Regions from separate parts of the Homo sapiens genome. Here region 1 is linked to region 2. A link is a loop called in an ENCODE intact Hi-C map of the cell type or tissue named here. Cell type or tissue: heart left ventricle. All regions are shown on one strand. Each heading gives the region's core, and the rest is flanking DNA. Links, peaks and the distances in the headings are about the cores only. Region 1 overlaps P3H1 (prolyl 3-hydroxylase 1). Region 2 holds the start of ZMYND12 (zinc finger MYND-type containing 12).

The links. Peaks named below come from ENCODE experiments on the same cell type or tissue, not always from the same donor. Only the 100,000 strongest peaks of a DNase experiment are listed, where the experiment ranks them.
Region 1: it touches region 2 in a loop (2.7-fold over the local background); 16 of 110 quality-filtered maps call a loop at or near these places.

The regions. Positions count from the first base shown.
Region 1 is chr1:42,754,976-42,761,058 of GRCh38, reverse strand. It overlaps P3H1 (prolyl 3-hydroxylase 1), which reads left to right. Exons shown (of 15, transcript NM_022356.4): 3 at 1,669-1,858; 4 at 2,076-2,207; 5 at 3,137-3,276; 6 at 5,422-5,511; 7 at 5,842-5,894; 8 at 6,069-6,083. Among named protein-coding and RNA genes, the nearest start is that of P3H1, 9.0 kb to the left of the region's middle. In heart left ventricle, for the core only: a CTCF peak has its summit at 3,886 (motif pointing right); no DNase peak of the experiment used is centred there.
Region 2 is chr1:42,442,924-42,458,576 of GRCh38, reverse strand. It overlaps ZMYND12 (zinc finger MYND-type containing 12), which reads left to right and starts at 2,555. Exons shown (of 8, transcript NM_032257.5): 1 at 2,555-2,689; 2 at 8,518-8,659; 3 at 9,939-10,110. The coding sequence starts at 2,580. PPCS (phosphopantothenoylcysteine synthetase) reads right to left here and starts at 2,034. Exons shown (of 3, transcript NM_024664.4): 1 at 1,504-2,034; 2 at 1,227-1,330. The coding sequence starts at 2,011. It also overlaps a transcript of CCDC30 not described here. RefSeq lists enhancers at 1,684-1,803, 1,894-1,963, 2,204-2,433. In heart left ventricle, for the core only: no CTCF peak of the experiment used is centred there; DNase peaks (open chromatin) are centred at 1,646, 2,056 and 2,406; H3K4me3 peaks cover 2,256 bases; H3K27ac peaks cover 1,632 bases.

The sequences.
Region 1 (6,083 bases), core at 2,084-6,083, 300 kb before region 2:
TGGAGGTTGCAGTGAGCCAAGATTGTGCCACTGCACTCCAGCCTGGGTGACAGAGCAACAGTCAAAAAAAAAAAAAAAAAAAGAATGACTTTTAAAAGTAAGTTGTGGCCAGGTGCAGTGGGTCACACCTGTCATCCCAGCACTTTGGAAGGCCAAGGCGGGCGGATCACAAGGTCAGGAGATTGAGACCGTCCTGCCTAACATGGTGAATCCCTGTCTCTACTAAAAATACAAAAATTAGCTGAGCGTGGTGGTGTGTGCCTGTATTCCCAGCTACTCAGGAGCCTGAGGCAGAAGAATCGCTTGAACCCAGGAGGCGGAGGTTGCAGTGAGCCGAGATTGTGCCACTGCACTCCAGCCTGGGTGACAGAGCGAGACTCCATCACACACACAAAAAAAAGTAAGTTGTGTTGGCCGGGCGTGGTGGCTCATGCCTGTAATCCCAGAATTTTGGGAGGCCGAGGTGAGTGGATCACTTGAGGCCAGAAGTTCAAGACCAGCCTGGCCAACATGGTGAAATCCTGTCTCTACTAAAAATACAAAAATTAACCAGGTGTGGTGGTGTATGTCTGTAATCCCAGCTTCTCAGGAGGCTGAGGCGCTAGAATCACTTGAACCCAGGAGGTGGAGGTTACAGTGAGCTGAGATCATGCCACTGCCCTCCAGCCTGGGCTGTCTGTCTCAAAAAAAAACTCTGTCTCAAAACAAAACAAAACAAAAAGTAAGTTGTGTTTATTTGAAAACTGTTAGCCCTACAAAAAAGTGCAAGAACCTAGGCCAGGCACGGTGGCTCATGCCTGTAATCCCAGCACTTCGGGAGGCCGAGGCGGGCAGATCACCTGAGGTCAGCAGTTCAAGACCAGCCAGACCAACATGACAAAACCCCATCTCTACTAAAAACACAAAATTAGCCAGGCGTGGTGGCGCATACCTGTAATCCCAGCTACTCTGGAGGCTGAGGCAGGAGAATTGCTTGAACCCTGGAGGCGGATGTTGCAGTGAGCCAAGATCGCACTATTGCACTCTAGCCTGGGCAACAAGAGTGAAACTCCGACTCAAAAAAAAAAAAAAAAAAAAGTGCAAGAATCTGTCACTAATGGGGGGGGAAGAAAAGTACAAGAAAATCATAATGAACTCCTAGATATCTTTCATCTAGATTAAGAGTTAAATGTTTTTTGGCCAGGCACAGTGGCTCACACCTGTAATCCCAGCACTTTAGGAGGCCGAGTTGGGAGGATTGCTTGAGGTTAGGAGTTGGAGACCAGCCTGGCCAACATGGTGAAACCCCGTCTTTACTAAAATACAAAAATTAGCTGGGCACAATGTAATCCCAGCTACTAGGGAGGCTGAGGCAAGAGAATCACTTGAACCCAGGAGGTGGAGGTTGCAGTGAGCTGAGATTGTGCCACTGCAGTCCAGCCTGGGCAACAGAGTGAGACTCTGTCTCAAAAAAAGAAAAAAAGAGCTAAATGTTTTTAAATTTCCAGAGCTAAATATTTTGTAAAGACCATTTACAAAAGGCCTTCATTTTATAGTGGTACCCAGGTCACCCCTTTCCATCCATAACCTGAGGAACAGGAAATTAGGACCCCTGTGAAGGTGGCTGAGGGCAAGGAGAGAGGGTTCCTCCTCTGTGGCCTGCATTTGAGTGCTCCTTCTTCCCAGTAGCAAGAATTTCGACTGGGAGTGCGACTCTACTCAGAGGAACAGCCACAGGAAGCTGTGCCCCACCTAGAGGCGGCGCTGCAAGAATACTTTGTGGCCTATGAGGAGTGCCGTGCCCTCTGCGAAGGGCCCTATGACTACGATGGCTACAACTACCTTGAGTACAACGCTGACCTCTTCCAGGCCATCACAGGTGCGTGCAGTTCAGAGCCAGACCTTCAGCCAGGCCTCCTGGGACTCTAAGGTCACCATCTGATAATATAAATGGGGACTCTTCACCCTCATTCCTCAATTTATTAAATCTGAGAAGCTGATGAAAAATTGCTTCCATTTGAATTTGTTCATCTTAACCAGAATTTGAGTTCTAAAGAGTGACCTCATAGTTATTCCTTCTGTTTGATTCCTTTCAGATCATTACATCCAGGTCCTCAACTGTAAGCAGAACTGTGTCACGGAGCTTGCTTCCCACCCAAGTCGAGAGAAGCCCTTTGAAGACTTCCTCCCATCGCATTATAATTATCTGCAGTTTGCCTACTATAACAGTAAGGCCTACTTTCCTTCCTCTTTCTCTGCTGGCTAACTAAGAAGCTAAAGGCAAGGTGGGCAGGGATTACAGCCACTTACTTCCTCAAGGTGTTTGGCTTATTTCAGTAGCTATGGGAGGCACCATGCCAAGTGATCCCTGGGTAGTTTGTTATAAACAACTGGCCTAGGAAGCCAATACCAGCAACCCAAAAAGCTGGGGGAGGGAGACTTAGGACCTCATCTCTTGTCCCTTCTATAACTTGTAATCTATTTTTGCTTTTGAATTAAAGTTAATAGCAAAATAAGGGTATGCCACAGTTTAAACTAGCTCAGAGGACATTTGCTAGCCCTCTCCCTGGTATAGCACTGATGCTTTTGTGGGGCTGCCAATTAATACCCAGAAAACCAACTCTTTGCAGAGTCCCTACTGTGTGCTAAGCATTACAAACATATTGATGAGTGTACAATATTTACAGTTGAGTTGAGATGACTAACAAATATCAACAAGAACTATTTTGCCAAAGAGACAATCTGCTATTGTAATCTTCCTTGTCTTCTGAAAATCTATAGAAAAAAGAAGGTAGGAAGACAGGGAAATTGATCTAATGATTGAGTGTATTGAGGCAAAATATTAAGGAGTATTGGAATTATTTGTGAATCTTAAAAGATGTGGGCATGCAGAGAATTCTGATTCTTTTCTGTTTCATTGTTAGGCAGCCCTGAGGACATTGACCACCTCACCTTAAAATTAATCACACATTCTATGTGTATTACTTAACTCCTGCCCCTGAAATCAGGCCATCATGTTAAGTAGCAGGCACCAGCTTGTCATGCTGCCATTGCCTCAAGCTTTGTGGAGACTGAACACTAAGTGGTCCCTGGTGCTAGGATTTTATCCTTTCCTTTTGACTCTTTCCTCTCAGCCATTCTTCTTTCCACTTTGCAGTTGGGAATTATACACAGGCTGTTGAATGTGCCAAGACCTATCTTCTCTTCTTCCCCAATGACGAGGTGATGAACCAAAATTTGGCCTATTATGCAGCTATGCTTGGAGAAGAACACACCAGATCCATCGGCCCCCGTGAGGTGAGAGACTTCCTTCTGTTATGACAGCTGCCAGCTGAACTCAGACCTGAGGGCGGAAGAGTGGGGTAGCAGAGGGGAGTAGGCGCTGTGCGTGCAGGGCAGGGGCCAGATGTCAGTGTTGGGGCCAGATGTGAGTTCAGTCACTCGGCTTGTTATTCAGAGGAGAAGGGAGCACAGGGAGGGAGTGTGGGGAGTACACAGGAGCCTCAATTAGCGTTATCTGGGCCCAGAAGTCTATTCTCTGAGTCCCGCAGAACTGCGCGGTGAGCATATTCTTTCCCCTCTTGGCACCCCTAACTTGGACACTCGATATTATTTGGCCAAGAGCTATCATTTTTCACTTAATACTGGTTGTTTTTTTTCTGCTCACCTGTTTTCTGTCTCCATTTTCTTTCCCATCTCTTCTTCTTCCTGCCATTGTTTGTTCTCTCCCATCTTTCAGCATTTTCCCTGTCTCTCTCCAAAACCAGGAGAAATATCTGTATAACACAAAGACTGCTGCGCTGAAAGGAGACACCCAGGCTCTTCTTCCGAGCTCTGGAGTCTGAGAGCCTCCAGTAGAAACAGCCTCTTGCTGCCCCTCCTGTGTGGGTTGTCATTGTAGTTGTCCTCTTTAGCCACTAGATGGTGACCATCTGGCTTTAAGATGGCACTTCCGGTCTCTTTTGTCTTGTTTGGTTAATACCTTTTCCCTGCCTTCCTTATGGCCATTAAGGGGAGTCTGAGGGGAGTGAGGGGAAATAAACCCACGTGGCCAATCTAGCATTTTTAACTAGAAGTCCCCTTTTGGAAAGAAGGCAACTAACATTTGTTGAGCCGCTGTCCAGGCGAAGCTCTGTGCGGGGTGGGCTGTATCCATCATCTCATTTAATCATCACAGCCACCCTGCAAGGTTGGCACTCTTCTTCCCACTTTAGGGATGAGGACTGTTAGCATCTGAGAGATGAAGTAACTTGTGCAGTGGCTTGTGGCCAGTCAGTGGTGACCGGAATCTGTTCCCTGCTTGGACCCAGTGCAGGCACAGCTCCAGACACATGGCTGACACTCAGTAAATCAGCATCGAATGAATAAAGATGGAAGTGGGGTTTGCTTCATAGCAGCCTTATAGGGTCATTGGAGAGGGTTAAATGAGATAACATAGCATTTGGTGACAGAAGCCAGTAATGTAAACTCCTGAAGAGAAAACGTCTCTCTTCCTCTTAGGTAAATATAGTAGATGACATAGGATTCATTGACTCCTTTAATTCCTCCTTGAACTGCCTCATGTTTTATTTCAACTGATGTCTCCTTTTTCTCTTCCTTCCTCCTCCTGCTGCTTGGAGATTAGCAGGGCACCTAGGGAAAGATGTGACCCCGGAAAGTACTCAGTTTCCCTGCCCTGGGTAAGCCTTGCCTGGGAGTCCATGTGGGAAGCCCAGAGTGCCAGGCCCTCCCCTTTAGCTGCTTATCCTCAGGGAGGGGTGTGGTCTGGTTAGGGTCTGAGAGGAGGCAGGTGGCAGAGCAGAAAGCACATGGGCTTTAGGACTGTAAAGACCCGGCTTTATCTGTCCAAATGCACATTCTGCTATGAAAAAAAAGAAAAAGATAACAGAAGACCTGGGTTTGACTGTAGGTCGCTGCTCTCCCATGTCCTGTAGTGTCACCTTAGACAGTGGTACATCTCCTCTGTGCCTCAGATGCTTCCTCTGTAGAATGAGCATACTAGTATCAACCTCAGATGTGGCTATAAAAGATCAAATGAATAACATGTCAGTTGCCTAATGCCTGATTCCTTTTCCTGCTTTGTGGACTCCTGTAGAAGTCAAGAAGGAATTCTCCTTCTTTGAAGAATATTTCCACTTTTGAGAATCATCAGATTATCTGTCCTAGAGACTAATGGGGGTTGGGATGGGGGAGGAGCAGGGCTTTTTCCCTTAAGGAAAGCCTGGTTATTCCAGTACCTCAGAGGTACTGTTGCTTGTGCCAGGCAGAGGACACAGAAATTAGACTTTTGTCTCAAACTGGGGAACAGACAGAGAGCATTGGTAGGGAGAGGAGGCCTCAGGTCACATGGGAGCATCAGTGTGGGGTGCCAGGGAGGGGAACTCCCAGAGGTTAAAAGACAGGGCTGAGTTCTGGGGGATTTGTTTGCTTTTTTACCCTCAGAGTGCCAAGGAGTACCGACAGCGAAGCCTACTGGAAAAAGAACTGCTTTTCTTCGCTTATGATGTTTTTGGAATTCCCTTTGTGGATCCGGTGAGCTAGGGTACAGGAGCCGGAAGGGAGCGGGGAAAGAGTGAGCAGGAGAGATGAATGGGGAGGAGGGGAACACTGTGCGATTCTGAGAGAAAACTTGCTGGAGGCTGAGCCTAGCCTGGGATCTGTGCAAGGCAGGGATGAGAGACAGATGAAAGGGGAACACTGGGCAGCTAGAAGGGACTTAGATGTGGAAACCTCCCATTTTGTCTCCTGAAAGGAAGAGGGTGATAAGCTGGATTACTCCTGTGGGCCTTATTTTATGCATTGAGACACCTGGAAGATTAAGTAGATCATCTTACCTTTTTCATTTCTTCCTGACCTACTTAGGATTCATGGACTCCAGAAGAAGTGATTCCCAAGAGATTGCAAGAGAAACAGAAGTGAGGACCTTGAAGAAACTGCATGGTTGGATCAGTCTGATGAAGCACTTGAGGCTTCCTGAGCCCAGGCAGATGTGAACTCCTGGCAAGGGGTGGGCAGGTCCAGTTTGGGAAGTCGGGGTGGAGCCCAGGGCTGGCCCTGGAATGCAGTCCTCAGAGCGGCTGTGCTCATAGGTCAGAACGGGAAAC
Region 2 (15,653 bases), core at 144-4,143:
ACGAGTTATGTATTTGACTTATTTATTGTCTCCTCTGCAGAGGAAGCAACACAAAGGCAGGGTATGTTTCTTTTCACTGCTTTCATCTCTAAGTCCTACAGCAGTGTAGGACCTCAATAAACTATTCTACAAAGTCGGCAAATGCCCCACAGATAAGAGTTTCTCCTAATAAAATCCTACCTGTATCACCCAATAAATGACTAAGAACTCCTGAAGGTTCCAAAAATCTAAAATCACAACCACACCTACCTTATCCATATTTCTTCCTTAACCTACAATAGCCCCCAACTAATCTACCCACTCCACTTTCTCCTTCTCTACTTCGTCTTTCATACTGATGCCAGAATGTTGTTCTCAAACAAAAACTTTATCTCATTCTCCTACTTATGTGTCCCTTAGCTCCACAAGAAAAAGTCCAAGCTCCTTAAAAAAGGAAAATAAAGTCTTCTACAAAGCAAGCCATCTCTTCAGTCAGCTCTCCAGCCTTACCAAAGCACTTCGGTTCACAGCCCACTGCCCACTTTCAAATTCCTACTGCCATACTCCACCTGGAATGACCTTTCCCACTTCGTACACCCTCTGCTCATTTTGTTTTGATTTTTGGTGTTTTTTTTTTTTTTTGCGACGGAGTATCGCTCTCGTCGCCCGGGCTGGAGTGCAATGGCGAGATCTCAGCTCACTGCAACCTCCGCCTCCTGGTTTCAAGCGATTCTTCTGCCTCAGCCTCCCGAGTAGCTGGGATTACAGGCGCCTGCCACCACGCCCGGCTAATTTTTGTATTTTTTTAGTAGAGACGGGGTTTCACCATGTTGGCCAGGCTGGTCTCGAACTCCTGACCTCAGGCGATCTGCCCTCCTTGGCCTCCCAAAGTGCTGGGATTACAGGCGTGAGCCACCGCGCTCGGTTCTGCTCATCTTTTAAAACCCAGTTCAATTCATCTCCTCCAAGAAGCTTCATCGACTCCCCCAGGATTCACTCGCCCCATGATCTGACTGCACTTTGTACATACCTCCACTAGAGCATTTATCACTCTGTATTGTAATTATGTCTGTGTCCAGCTCCCTCACTAGATTGTGAGGTCCATGAGGGAGGGCGGTGTCTTATTCATCTCTGTATCCCCTGTGCCTAGCGAATACAGATGCAGAAAGGCCATCTCCAGATCAAGAGGAAATTAACCCAAGATTGGTTATATGGGATTAGATCTCTGGAAGAGAAGCGCCCATCACCTGCAGTGGGCCCCCAGATGACTGGATCTTGTGTTCAGGCATTTCAGAGACAGGAACATAGAAATCTGACACAGCCGCAGCCAGGTAAAACATCGCAGAAGGGCCTGCAAAGAGAAACACAAGGTGTTAACAAATCGGCGAGGTACGATATAGGATCAGCTCCTTCTCAACTCGGGTTCCCCAGCTGAGATCCGTGGGTAAGCAGGAGGTAAGGGGATAAGTGGCTGGAAAGAAAGGCTGTGCTTCCAGGCAAAAGGGGTACTCCTAGGGCACGCACCTAGCGGATTGAGTGCCTGGGCCGCAGCCTGCAACAGATGCAAATAGTCCGCCAAAGTGGTGAACTCTACTGCCAGGAAGGTGCCTGCAGCCGCAGCCTCCTGGTAGCTCCTCAGAGCCTCAGCAAAACCCGGAAGTGCATTCTCCTCGGCCTCCAGGCTCAGCAAGCCCGAAAGGGCTGGGCCCGAAGGCCGCAGAGCGGACAGCCAAGTCTGGGGTGGGAAGCGGTGGGCATAGGGGAAGGCAGAGCGAGCGCGATACAAGAACAGGACCCCGTAGCCGGCGGCTAGGAAGGCCTCGGCCGAGGTTGCACCGCGCCGCCCGCTGCTGAAGTTGTCCAGGAAGCGCACCGGCCGCGCTTCCAGTGGGACCTTGGTGCCGCCTGACGTAACCAACACCACCCGCCGGCCCTGCGCGCCCAGCCTGGCCGCGAAGCGAGCCATAACCTCAGCCCAGCGCGCAGCACCGGGAGGCTGGGGGAACTCGGCTACCGGATCCATTTCCGCCATCTGCAGCGCAGCGGCCGGCGCCTGCGCACGTTTCGCGGCCGCCGCGCCACGCCCCTTCTCGCCTACCTGGTGTACGCGCCGCGCCGTACTGAGTGGGCGGTTCACTACCCTTCTTTTGACACTAGGTCCCGATCTCGCCAAGTCTGGAAATGCGTAGTTGTTCTGCCCCAGAGCCCAGCGAAAGTGACACTGCAACGAGGGGGATCCCCGGCTGGGTGGGCATCTGGTAGGGTCACGTTCCCTCACGTTCGTTTCCTAGCCTGGGTGAAGAACTGGCCATGTTTGACCCTTACCGGCCACTGTACGGGCCTTTCTGGACTTGGACTCCTTGGGAGTCGTTTCTCGGCCATTTGACCCGTGGGACTTGTGGGTTTTGTGCTGCTTTTTCTTTCTTTCTTCCCCTTTTCCAACTTCAGCAATACACCCAGATGTTAGTCGAGTCACGTCCCGCCGCCCTCTGCCCTTGAAATGCTGGCAAGTACGCAGCCCCGCGATCGTCACGTGACGCCGGGGTTCAGCGTATCCTTGCTGGGCAACCGTCTTAGAGACCAGCACTGCTGGCTGCACCATGAATGTGATCTACCCACTGGCAGTCCCCAAGGGGCGCAGACTCTGCTGTGAGGTGTGCGAAGCCCCAGCCGAGCGGGTGTGCGCGGCCTGCACAGTCACTTATTACTGGTAGGCCCTGAAACGTGGCACCTGGGCGCTATAACTCCCTCCCTCTCTCCCTTTCCCGGGTCTGGCTTGGGTACCTTGCGTTAGCCGTTGCCCCTGACTCTGCAAGGGACACCTCAAAACGGCTTTAAGACAGGCCCCTAAGACTCCCGTGGCCTCGTCTGTCTCATCTCCCACTTATTCGTCACTCATGTTTTCTGAAGGCGTACTCTGTGTTATGCACTATTTTAGGTGCTAAAGTTACTGGGGCAGCTCGGTAGATCAGTTCCTTCAAAGATCTAACATTCCAATGTGGGAGACAAATCAGTAAAGAAACAGGCCGGGCGCGGTGGCTCACGCCTGTAATCCCAGCACTTCGGGAGGCCGAGGCGGGCGGATCGCCTGAGGTCAGGAGTTCGAGACCAGCCTGGCCAACATGGTGAAACCCTGTCTCTACTAAAAAATACAAAAATTAGGCGGGAGTGGTGCTGGGCGCCTGTAATCCCAGCTACTCGGGAGGCTGAAGCAGAAGAATCGCTTGAACCCGGGAGGCGGAGCTCGCAGTGAGCGGAGATCGCGCCACTGCACTCCAGCTTGGGCAACGAGAGTGAGACGATAGTGAATGGGGCAGTATGTGGAAAGCTTTCCCTGTGGAAGAAACATTTGAGCTGCATTTTGAGAGGGCAGTCAGAACCTGCTGTGTACAGGAGTAGTGAAGAAGGGTAGGGCATTCCCGGCATCCGGGACTGCTAGGGCAAATGGCAAAAGAACAGAGTTTGCTAAGGGCCGAGTGGAGAACGTAGTAGTGGAGGGAGCAGTCAGTGATTTTCAAACTGCAGGCCAGGGCCCTTTAGCAGTTTATGAATAAGTCACAATCACCATTTAGAGAAAACAACAACAACAAAAAAGAGCACAGAATGAGTAGAAAGTATCAGGTTAATCCTACCTGAATTGTTTCTTAAAACTTTTGTCTTAGTGTTTTATGTGGACATGTGTGTGTGTACAGGAAAAATGTATTTCTTACTATAGGTTGAGTCAAAATTAGCCGGATGTGGTGGCGTGCACCTGTAATCCTAGCTACTCGGGAGGCTGAAGCAGGAGAATCGTTTGAACCCGGGAGGCGGAGGTTGCAGTGAGCCGAGATCGCTCCATTGCACTCCAGCTTGGGCAACAAGAGTGAAACTGTGTCTCAAAAAAAAAAAAAAAAGTTGGAACATCATTGTGATAGGTAGTAGAAGTTTAAACCAAGAAGATAAAGGTTAGGGCTAGACAGTGACATGAGATCAAGGGTTTGGAATTTATCTCCTGGGAAACCATGAATGGTTTTGAGCTGACATGCTCTCATTTGTGTTAAGGAAAGAGGATGGGCTGCAGTGTGGCAGATACAGAGGAAGGTAGACACTGACGGCTGCATAACAGATCAAGAAGCTGTTGCAGTACCTTCTCATACTGGCCTAGGTGTCCTTCCTCAGTGCTCTCAAAGCACTGAGTATGTCCCCTATCCTAACACTTAGGACATGGACTGAAATCATTTATTTATTTCTTTCATTAGGCTGTATGCCCCACAAGGGCAGGGATGGTATCTGTGTTTTCATTGCTATCTCCTCTTTGGTGGCTTCCTTGCCTTTAGAATATAATTAAGAATTTGTAACAGAAAATACAAGGCCCTGGTTATTTCTCTACCTTCACTTCCCACCACACTCACCCCATTTTTTCTTTGCTGTAGTTATAGAGAACTGAAGTTCTAATTTGCTAAGCCCTTTCTTCCCTCAGTTTCTTTTCCCAGTCTGTTCTCTCTGCTAGGAACCTCCCCTTCAACTACAAGCCTTCCTGGCTCCCTTTCATCCTTCAGTTCTCAGTTTAAATGTCATTTCTTCAAAGAGGTCTAAACCCAGTCTCAACTCCCCGTCATACTTTTCTCTCTCACAGTACCATTTTTCTTTGCTTTTTCTGTACTTTTATATTATTGTGTTTGCTTGTCTGATGTCTATGTCTTTTACTAGACCCAGTGGCCACACATACCAGACACTCAATGAACATCTGTTGAATAAAACTAAATGGATAATAAACCCATTAACTTGGGCAAGGAACACGGGGAAAAGATGACGGGCATCAGATTTGGTTGTAGGCATAGAGTTTAAGAGGCCTTTGGGTCACCCCCAGAGAGATGGCCAGTAAACCGCCGTGGGTAAAACCTGCCACTCAGGCTTGGGAAAGATTCAATCCTTTTGCTTGGTGTGAGCACTGACTTTTTCCTTAAAACACCCCTGTCCTCTGTATCCCTCCAGCCGGAAGTAATTCCTTCTTCCTCTGAACTAACTTTACAGTACTCTGTATCTCTCAGATGACTCATATTTCTCTTCATTTTAATTGTTGGTGAGTGTGTTATTTCAATTCTGTTATGCTCCATTAATGCTAGATACTATGTCAAATGTGTACAGAGGGACTGTCAAGTATGCTAACTTTTGATCTATGTCCGACCTGTCATTGTATGCCCCATAGTCTCTAGCAAAGTGTCTTGAAATAGTTGGCACTTGTGCTTTTATCCCTTGGGCCAAAAAATAAAAATGTGAAAAAAAAGACATAGTTGGCACTAATATCTGATAAATGCATGTATAAATTATCATCTTCTATGCCCTTATCTTCGATTTTTTTTCTTTTACTTGCTTTTAATTCTCTTTAAGACCTTCTCCTTTTGTTTTTTTGCTTCCTTTTCTCCAGATTTCTATGTCTTTGGGTCTTGCAGATTTCAAGATTTTTTGATAAAACAAAACTGAGGTTGTTGTTCTATAGGTTTTGATGGTCGAATGTAAAGCATCTAGTACCCTTCCTGGAACCATGTTGGCACACAGTAAATGTTCCTTTTCATCATCCCAAGTTTAAGGAACAAGAAAGTCAGTCTGAATTTGTGAAAGTTTTTTTCTGCAAAAGAATTTTTTTCCTGATTATAATTGCAATTCATGCTCACTGCAGAAAACCTGAAAATATAAAAAATCAAGAAGAAAAATAAGCCATAGTCCCACAACCCAGGGATTAATAACCTGAAATTTTGGTGAATTTCCTTCTTTTCTCTGAATACATTTATTTTATATATTGTGTGTAATCTTGTGCATATTGCTCTATAGTGGATTATGACCATTCTCAGAGAATAGCACATTTTTATTTACTTTAGAGACACAGTAGAACTTTTATTTTTTTATTATTTTTTTGAGACGGAGTCTTGCTCTGTCACCCAGGCTGGAGCGCAGTGGCACCATCTTGGCTCACTGCAACCTCTGTCTCCCGGGTTCAAGCAATTCTCTTGCCTCAGCCTCCCAAGTAGCTGGGATTACAGGGATGCGCCACCACGCCTGGCTAATTTTTTTGTATTTTTAGTAGAGACGGTGTTTCACCATATTGGTCAGGCTGGTCTCGAATTCCTGACCTTGTGATCCGCCCTCCTCGGCCTCCCAAAGTGCTGGGATTACAGGACAGTAGAACATTTTTAAGAAAAGGTAATTTTATGGAAGTACATACTAAAACATTGGTGACAAGTAAAAGAGACTTCAGTACCATAGGTTTGCATGAATTTAAATGTCTTTAGTCAGGGCGTACATTCTGTAATTCACTACAAATACTATTGCTTCCTGTTCTTGAATACCACTTCACCATTCGTTTTCTTCTCCTGGCCAGTGACGGCATTTAAATTTGCGCTTCATATGTCAAACAAAAGGAAAAATTATTGCAAAAAATATTGCAGATCACTAAGAAAACAAACAGTGAAGTGGTATTCAATAATAGGAAGCTATAGGATCAGTGGTGAATTGTAGAATGAATGCCCTACCTAAAGATATTCAAATTCAGCTTAAAAAAAAACATGATAATAGCCAAACAAAACATGTGGCTCACAAGCTACTTAATTGTGAGCCCTGATTGAAAGCATTTATCCATTCCTACTTTATCCCTGACCCTGTGTTAGGTGTTACAGGTGGGACAGATCAATAAGCAGGGAGCCCGCAAATATATAAATAAAGCTCACTTTATTTAGAAAGGCAAGATATGTTAGTGGCTCTCAGTGGAACAAAAGTTCAGGCATCTAAGTTAACATTTCCATTGCTTACAAGCCCCACTTGATAAATTCCCTGTGGAACTCAGCTATATCCTGGCTAAGTGCTTTTATTGATCTGTTTATAATAATTCTCTACCTCCCCAAAAACATTTTAAATGGTTTCTGTCATTTCTTTGGTAGCAGTCACAACTTGTAAAGAATATACTTTAATTGCATTTCTATTGTCCAAGAAGGTGGCAATATTGTCCAAGAAGGTGCTTGAACATGGCTATATATTGTCTGTGGCTGCTTTTGTGCTACAACAGCAGAGTTGAGTAGTTGCAACAGAGATCCTATAGCTCTCAAGCCTAAAATATTTATCTGACCCTTTACAGAAAAGCTTTTCTGATCCCTCCTCTAGATTATTGTTACCTGTTTTGAAATATGTATAAATGGAATCAAACAGTTAACTTACATTTAAGTGAAAATGTGTAATAAGCAATAGAAATGCAAAAACCCATGACTATGCATCTAACAACAGAGCCTCAAAATACATGCAGCAAAAACAGACAGAACTGGGGAGAAAAATAGACAATTTAATAATAATGGTTGAAGACTTCAATATCCTACCTTCAGTGATGAACAGAACAACTAGATGAAAGATCCAGTATCCCACTCTCAGTAATGAATAGAACAACTAGATAGAAGATCAAATATCCCACTTTCAGTAATGCATAGAACAATTAGACAGATCAGCAAGGAAATATAAGACTTGAATCACGCTATAAACCAACTAGACCTAACAGGTATCTGTAGAACACCATTCAATAACATGAGAATGCCTATTCTTCTCTAGTGCGTATAGAACATTATTCAGGATAGAACATATATTAGACCATAAAATAAATCTCAATAAATTTATAGAGATTGATTTCATACAGAGTATGTTCTCCACCTACATGGAATGAAATTAGTAGTCAATAACAAGGAAATTTGGTAAATTTACAAATATGTAGAAATAACACACTCTTAACCAATGAGTCACAGAAGAAATTACAAAGGAAATTAGAAAATGCTTTGAGATAAATGAAAACAAAAACAACATACTAAAACTTAGATGCTGGCAAAGCAGTACTCAGAGGTTACTGTATGAATTTAGTACTCATATGAATTTATACTAATATACATTACATTGAAAAGAAGATCTCAAATCAGTAACCTAGCATTTCATCTTAAGAAACTAGAAAAAGAAGAGCAAACTAAAACATATTTATAAACTCCTTTATGCACAGCCCTGTGTTGGGTATAGACACAAGCTAGCAGAAGAAAGGAAAATTAAAGATTATAGCAGAGATAAAACAGAGAATAAAGAAACTACAGAGAGAACTGATGAGACCAAAAGTTGGCTCCTTGAAAAGACCAACAAAATTGACAAACCTTTAGCTAGGTTGACTGGCCTAGAAAAGAAGATTCAGATTACTAAAATCAGAAATGAAAGTGAGGACATTACTACCAACCTTGCAGAAATAAAAGAGATTATAAGAGAACACTATGAGCAATTGCATGCCAGCATCCCTGTGTGACTTCAGAATGTGAATGTGTGCCTGCAGAAACAACATACTCTCCAATCCCAACACAGTTTATACATCATCAAATAACCACATGAAAGGAAAGAGATTTGAGTCTCAGAAATGGCTTTGAGCTCCCTGCCTGGTTTGTATTTGGCTTACTTTTCTGGTGTCTAGGGATAGGCCAGTAGGAGGGTTAATGGAATCTTAAGTCATGCCAAATATAAAGATCATAAAGTCTATGTTTCCGTTGTCAGTGGGGTGGTACATCAGAAGGCTGACTGGGACAGCATCCATGAGAAAATATGTCAGCTCTTGATTCCACTGCGCACTTCCATGCCCTTCTACAATTCAGAGGAAGAACGGCAGCATGGCCTGCAGCAGCTGCAGCAGCGGCAGGTAGGGCCTACGGCACTTTCCAAGGTTAAGTCGTAGGTGCGGTGAAGCTGCCCAAGACAAGGCTCGAACTGTGTTGGGATCACTAAATTGTAACCTCACGGAGGGCAGAGACTTTGTTTTATATCTTTTTAAGTCCTCAACACCATCCAGTCTGTTGTTTTCCACATTTACTAAATACTTACTGTATTAGTCTGCTAGCACTGTCACAATCAAATATCACAAACTGGGTGGCTCAAACAGCATACATTTATTTCCTCACAGCTCTGGAGGCTGGGAAGTCCAAGATCAAGGGGTCAGCAGGTTTGGTTTCTTCTGAGGCCTCTCTTCCTGGCTTTCAGATGGCTGCCTTCCTACAGTGTCTTCACATGGTCCTTTGTGTGCAAGCATGCCTGGTATCTCTTTGTGTGTCCAATTTCCTCTTTTTATAAAGACACAAGTCAGATTAGGTTAGGGCCCACCCTAATGGCCTCATTCTAACTTAATCACCACTCTACAGGCCCTAGCTCCAATTATAGTCATGTGACAGACTGCAGGATAGGGCTTCAACACATGAATTTTGGCAGGGGACACAGTTCAGCCCATAACATCCACAGATGCCAAGAGTCTGGCCACATAATAGGAGGGTTAAGAATGATGTATGGATATACTACTGAATAAATAAAGGAGGTTACCAAAACCTGCCACTATTATTATGTATAGTGTTGAGTATTATTGAGTATTGAGCATCTCAATCACTCTAAAAAATTAGCCCCTTATTATAAGCCATAAATCTCTAAACATAAGATCCATCCATTTTAGTGTTATGACACTTTGATAGTGGCCTTAGAACAATGCAGAGTTAAAGTTTTTTGTGATATTAGCTAAACAGGATAATTCTGGAAGGGAAAATGAGATGTTTCTCTCAAAATTAACTCAACTAGGAAGGCAGAAAGTTTCAGATTGTCCTGAGACATGCTAGCTTTGCTAAAGTAAAGTTTTATTAGAACTGTAAAAACAATACTCATTTATTCATCTGATAACTCTATATTGAGCATTCATCTATGCCAAGCGCTGAACTAAGATGAAAATACACATGTTCCTGGGCCTTAAGGAACTCATAGTCCAGAGTTTGCTTTCTTATATCACTTATGTGGGGCTTCACGTCCACTCTAATACAGGCAGGCTCACTATGTGCCTTTAACTGGGTCATTAGGTGTTGGCCTTATCCCCAGGGCCATCTACATCCACCTTTGCCTTTAACTTTAGACTGTCTCAGATAGTCTGTTTCTCTCTTCCACAGAAGTATTTGATTGAATTCTGCTACACCATAGCCCAGAAATACCTCTTTGAAGGGAAACACGAAGATGCTGTACCAGCAGCTTTGCAGTCCCTTCGCTTCCGTGTGAAGCTGTATGGCCTGAGCTCCGTAGAGCTTGTGCCTGCTTACCTGCTGTTGGCCGAGGCCAGCCTTGGTGAGTGAAACCGACTTGAGATCCTTGGATCCCTTAAGTGGTGTTATGTTTGGGTCACACCAATGATCAAAGAGTCACCCTTGACAGTGGCACCAAGAGACCTATTGTAGAAGGAGCAGGGTTGCTGTAAAGTTTAGCACAAGGTAGGGAAGGAGATGTCACAGACTTTTGTCTACAACTGGCAGAAATCCACTCAAGCTGGCCTGCACAAAAAGGAGGAACTTTGTGCGGGTGCTGTAGTATCCTACAGGAGCTGAGGCTTCATGAGGGACTAGAATTGGAGTGCCTTTCGTTCTCTCTTGGGCCTTGTCTCCTGTATCTACTTCTCTCTGGGTATCTATCTGCTTTGCTATTTTCCCTCTCTGCAGACCAGATTTGTCTACCCTATGCTCACTGTAGAAGACAGCTACCCCAAAATGTCAGATGGAGTTTTTCAGTTTACGTGTTTTCTAGGTTTGAAGTAGGCAGTAGAAACTAATTAGCTTCTGATTTCCAAATACAAATTCGTAGAAGACAGAATTTTGTTGACATGGCTTGAGTGTGGAATCCACCTTTATTCCCTGGGATCAGAGCCACATAGTTCAGAAATACAGGAACCCACCCCTATAGATGGGAGAGGCAATTCTGAGAGTATAGAGCAGACTTAGCAGATACCCTACATGGTGGCCACCATTTAAAAAAATGCTTCATATGTTTTAATAGCCACCATTAAAAAAATACTTTTTTAAAAGTAAAACTTTTTTAAAAGTAAAACTGTTAAAATTAAGTACAATATAAAGAACTTTTATCCCCTGAGTTCTCTGAGAGTAAGTTGTTCACCTGATTCCCTATCCTTAGAATACTTCAGTGTCCCCTTAGTAAATGAGATATATTGTATTGTGGTTATGAAGGAGAATGTCTTTGTGGGAACCACACAAGGGGACCCTGTCATCTAAGAAGACCCCATTCAAGTTTCTCGAATTTTCCCAATAACATCTTTATAGCAAAAGGATACAGTTCAGGGTCACACTTTTCATTTTGTTGCCATGTGTTGGCAACAAAACTCTGGAATAGTTTCTCAACCTTTTCTTGACTTTTATGATCTTGACACTTTTACAGGTTACAGGCCAATTGTATAAAACATTTCTCAATTTGAGTTTGTCTGATATTTCCTAATGATGGGACTCACGTTATGGATTTTTGGCAAAAACAGTACAGAGGTGATGCTGTGTTCTCATCCCATCCTATAAACTGGCATGTTTTCATTTTTTTCATTACTGATGATGTTCATTTTAATTACTTTATTAGGATGGCGTCTGCCAGTCTTCCTCCCTGTAATGTTACTCTTTCACCCTTCTGTAATTAATAACTTTAATTTTCATTTCATGGATACGTCCTTTGAAACTATATAAATATCCCATTCCTCATCGAATTTTCAATGTATTCATTTAGTTATTTGTATCAGTATTTTATCTTTATTCAATGGGCTTAAATCCATTACTATCGTTAATTTGATCCTCAAACTGTCCCTGATTTGACCAGTGACAAACCCCACTCAAGCTGGCTTCTGCATCTCCCAGATACAACCCCATTTGTTCTTTGCTCACTTGACTGCTTTCTGGAACATACCTCTAAAGAGCCCTGATCTCTTTCAGTGGAAAGTGAAAATCAGAAGCCAAAAGCTGTGCACTAGATGTACTCATGCTTTTGGGGTATTACTGCTCCCAGGCCTTCTCAGTGGAGTTAGGGAGTAAGTGTAAATATAATAATGGGTGTACGTATACACACATTACATCTGTATTTATTTCTATATCTATATATCTTTTTTTTTTTTTTGAGACCGAGTCTCACTCTGTCACCCAGGCTAGAGTGCAGTGGCGCAATCTGAGCTCACTGCAGCCTCCACCTCCCTGGTTCAAGCAATTCTCCTGCCTCAGCCTCCCGAGTAGCTGGGACAACAGGTGTGTGCCACCACGCCTGGCTCATTTTTGTATTTGTAGTAGAGACGGGGTTTCACCATGTTTGTGATCTTGAACTCCTGTCCTCAAGTGATCCACCTGCTTCAGCTTCCCAAAGTGCTGGGATTACAGGTATGAGCCACCGTGTCTGGCCTGTATCTATATATCTACATCAATATCTCTATGACCACTAGTCTATACTGTTTGATCCAGATCTAATACAGCACCATAGGGTTCAATCTGATTTACTTCCATTCCTTAATTGCAACTCCCTTTGCTGACAGCTTTCACTTTCATTGGTTTATTTACATATTAATGAGTTCCCCTGTATGAATCAATCCCCGCTCTCTAACTCCGTCCTTTCCACCTTATAGATACCTCTTCCCGCTCCATGGGCCCTGACTCCCCATTCCAGGCTGCCTCTGCTGCATGGATCCCTCCTCACTTGTGTGGGTTCCAACTCCCCATAACAGGCTGTTTGCCTGCAGGAATGCCCTGCTCACCCTGCCCAGGTCTGACACCCCATTCCAGACTGTCTTTCCTCCAAAGTAATGAGAAAAGCACTGGACAAGAAAATACAGCCCAGGTTCTGTTTACCTCTGACACTGGCTAGCTATGGGATTCTGGAAAAGTCACCCTAGCCCAAGTCTCATCATCTCTCATCTAGACCACTGCCTACTAACTGGTCTCCCCACATCATCTCTGGCCTCCCTCCAATGTGGTTTGCATACAAAAATGTGACCCATCACTCCTCTAAATAAAGATCAAATTTCTAAAGCAACCCATGAGGCTCTGCTTGATCTAGCCGTTAACAAATTCTCTCACCTCAATTCTATCACCTTGTCTCTCTTGAATTATTTTCTCCCTCCCTTCCAGTTACACCGACCGGCCTTCTCTCAGTTCCTCAGAAGCATGATGATTTCCTTGTTTGGAAAGGCTTTTCTGTAGCCACTCTCTCTGCTTCTCCTCCTCTTCCCTTCACCAAATTAACTCCTTATCATCTTTCAGGTTTCAGCTCAAGGGTTACTACTGCCTTGTCTAGAAGCTTTCCCAGGGCTCCAGACCAGGTTGGGTCTCCCCTTTTTTTTTTTTTTTTTTAGACGGAGTCCCGATCTGTTGTACAGGCTGGAGTGCAATGGCCTGATCTTGGCTCACTGCAACCTCTGCCTCCCAGGGACAAGTGATTCTCCCACCTCAGCCTCCCGAGTAGCTAGGACTACAGGCACGCACCACCACGCCCAGCTATTTTTTGTAGTTTTAGTAGAGATAGGGTTTCAGTATGTTGCCCAGGCTGGTCTTGAACTCCTGGCTTCAAATGATCCACCCACCTCAGTCTTCCAAAGTGCTGGGATTACAGGTGTGAGCCACCGCACCCAGCTGGGTCTCATTTTTAATATACTTGTTTAAAGAACTACCCTTTCTGGCCGGGCACGGTGGCTCACACCTGTAATCCCAGCACTTTGGCAGGCTGAGGTGGGCGGATCACGAGGTCAGGAGATCGAGACCATCCTGGCGAACACGGTGAAACCCTGTCTCTACTAAAAATACAAAAAAATTAGCCGGGCGTGGTGGCGGGTGCCTGTAGTCCCAACTACTCTGGAGGCTGGAGCAGGAGAATGGCATGAACCCGGGGGGCGGAGCTTACAGTGAGAGGAGATCGCACCACTACTGCACTCCAGCCTGGGTGACAGAGCGAGACTCCGTCTCAAAAAAAAAAAAAAAAAAAAGAACTACTCCTTTCTTCTGAGCACTTAGTCCATTAATAATTGTATTCATTGATGAGATTATTTAATTGTCTCCCTGCTCCAGTAGACTGTAAGCTCAGGGGAGAACTGGATCTGTGTCTATTCTTAATTATCACGGATGTCTTCACACTCAGCCCAGTACTTAGCACAGAGAAGGTACTAAAAAGATAATTTCACAGTACCTGAAACCTCGTGAGCACTGTGTAAGTATGTGTTGAATCTGAGTTGTCTTCACAGGATTCTTTTAAGGGTGAAATGAGTTCGAGTGTAATGACCATGAAAGTGCTTTGAAGTCTGGAAAGTACTGTCTAAATGGAAGATTTCACTGTAACTTCACAGTCATTGGTTTAAAACCTTGCTAACGTTTCTGGAAGTCTAAAGAAATCACTTTCCTGTGCACATGTTTCTTTCCCATCTTAGAGATTACTTCAGACTGGAGTGATTTGGAAGCAGGAGAGCCTGAGTTCAAATATCATCTCTTTCTTTACTGTCTGGGTGATCGTAGGCACCAAGCTCTTCCTCACTCAGAGCTCTCACATATATGGTTCCTTCTGCCTGGGATGCTCTTTTCTCTCTCATACGTGGCTGGCTTTTGATCATCCTTCAGGTGTCTGCTTAAACTGGCCAGGCATGGTGACTCCCACCTGTAATTTCAGCACTTCGGGAAGTCGAAATGGGAGGATCTCTTGAGCCCAGGAATTCAAGATCAGCCTGGGCAACCTAGCAAGACCTCATCTCTTAAAACAAAAAAATTAGGCGGTCATGGTGGCATGCACTTATAGTAGTCCCAGCTACTTGGGAGACTGAGGTGGGAGGATTGCTTGAGCCCAGCAGGTGGAGGCTGCAGTGAGCTAGGATTTTGGTTACTGTGTTCTGTTCATTTCCTTCACAGCACTCATGTTTTGTCTATTTATTGTATGCCTACTTCACTTGATTTTAAGCTTCTTGGAGTCAGGGATCATGTCTTAGTGTGCATTGAGCATCATGCATTGTGATAGAGACTCAATCAATTAGGTGAATATATGTTTGGTTGAATGAATGAATGAAGTTGCCTCCTCTTCAAATTCCTCATCTGATGATTATTTCACAGGGTTGTTAGCAGACTTAGACCACCGATGCAAAGGGACTAGCACAATGTTGGGCAAATAACAGGTCTTCAATAAATACAGATTCCCTTTTCTTCCCCTGGGCACCTCACAGCCACAACCTTTGACTCAGCTGTGACTGCTGTATGCTGCATTCCTTCACTTTCATCACCAAGTCCTGCAAAATCTTCTCCCATAATATCTCCCAGATCTGCCGTTAACCCAGTGTAAGCCTGTTGCCTCACCCTTCAGACAAGTACCACTGGTCTGTAAGTGGCTGTCCTTTCCCAATTCCATACACTAGTAAAATCACCCTAAGGGATAGTATCACTTCCTTTATGTCTCCACCACCTCCACTTCACCCTATGCCTCTCCAGGTAGGCACTGTCCATAAGAGGCAGGCCTGAACTTACGCACTCACTGGTCACAAGCTTAGTTCTGACTGTAATCTCATGGGCTAGTAGTAGCCCATTCTTCTCACCGTACTCTCTCTCTCTAGCCTCACAGTTTATTCTCCCAAGTATGCCTTTTCCTTTAGGACTGATGCTTGTTTAGATGCTGGTTCAGCTGGGCCTTGGAGTCTTCATTCTTTGGCATTGCCTCCTTGAGTGAGAACTGGATGTTGAAAATTTTAAATTTCCAATATTTGTCAATGCCCTGTCCCATTTTTTTCCCATCTAAACAATCTTAGTTAAGAGTCATTTGCTTCTTCAAATGTGAGAGGACTTCAGCCTAAACCTCATATTTTATAGACAAAGCCTGGAGGGAAGATGTGA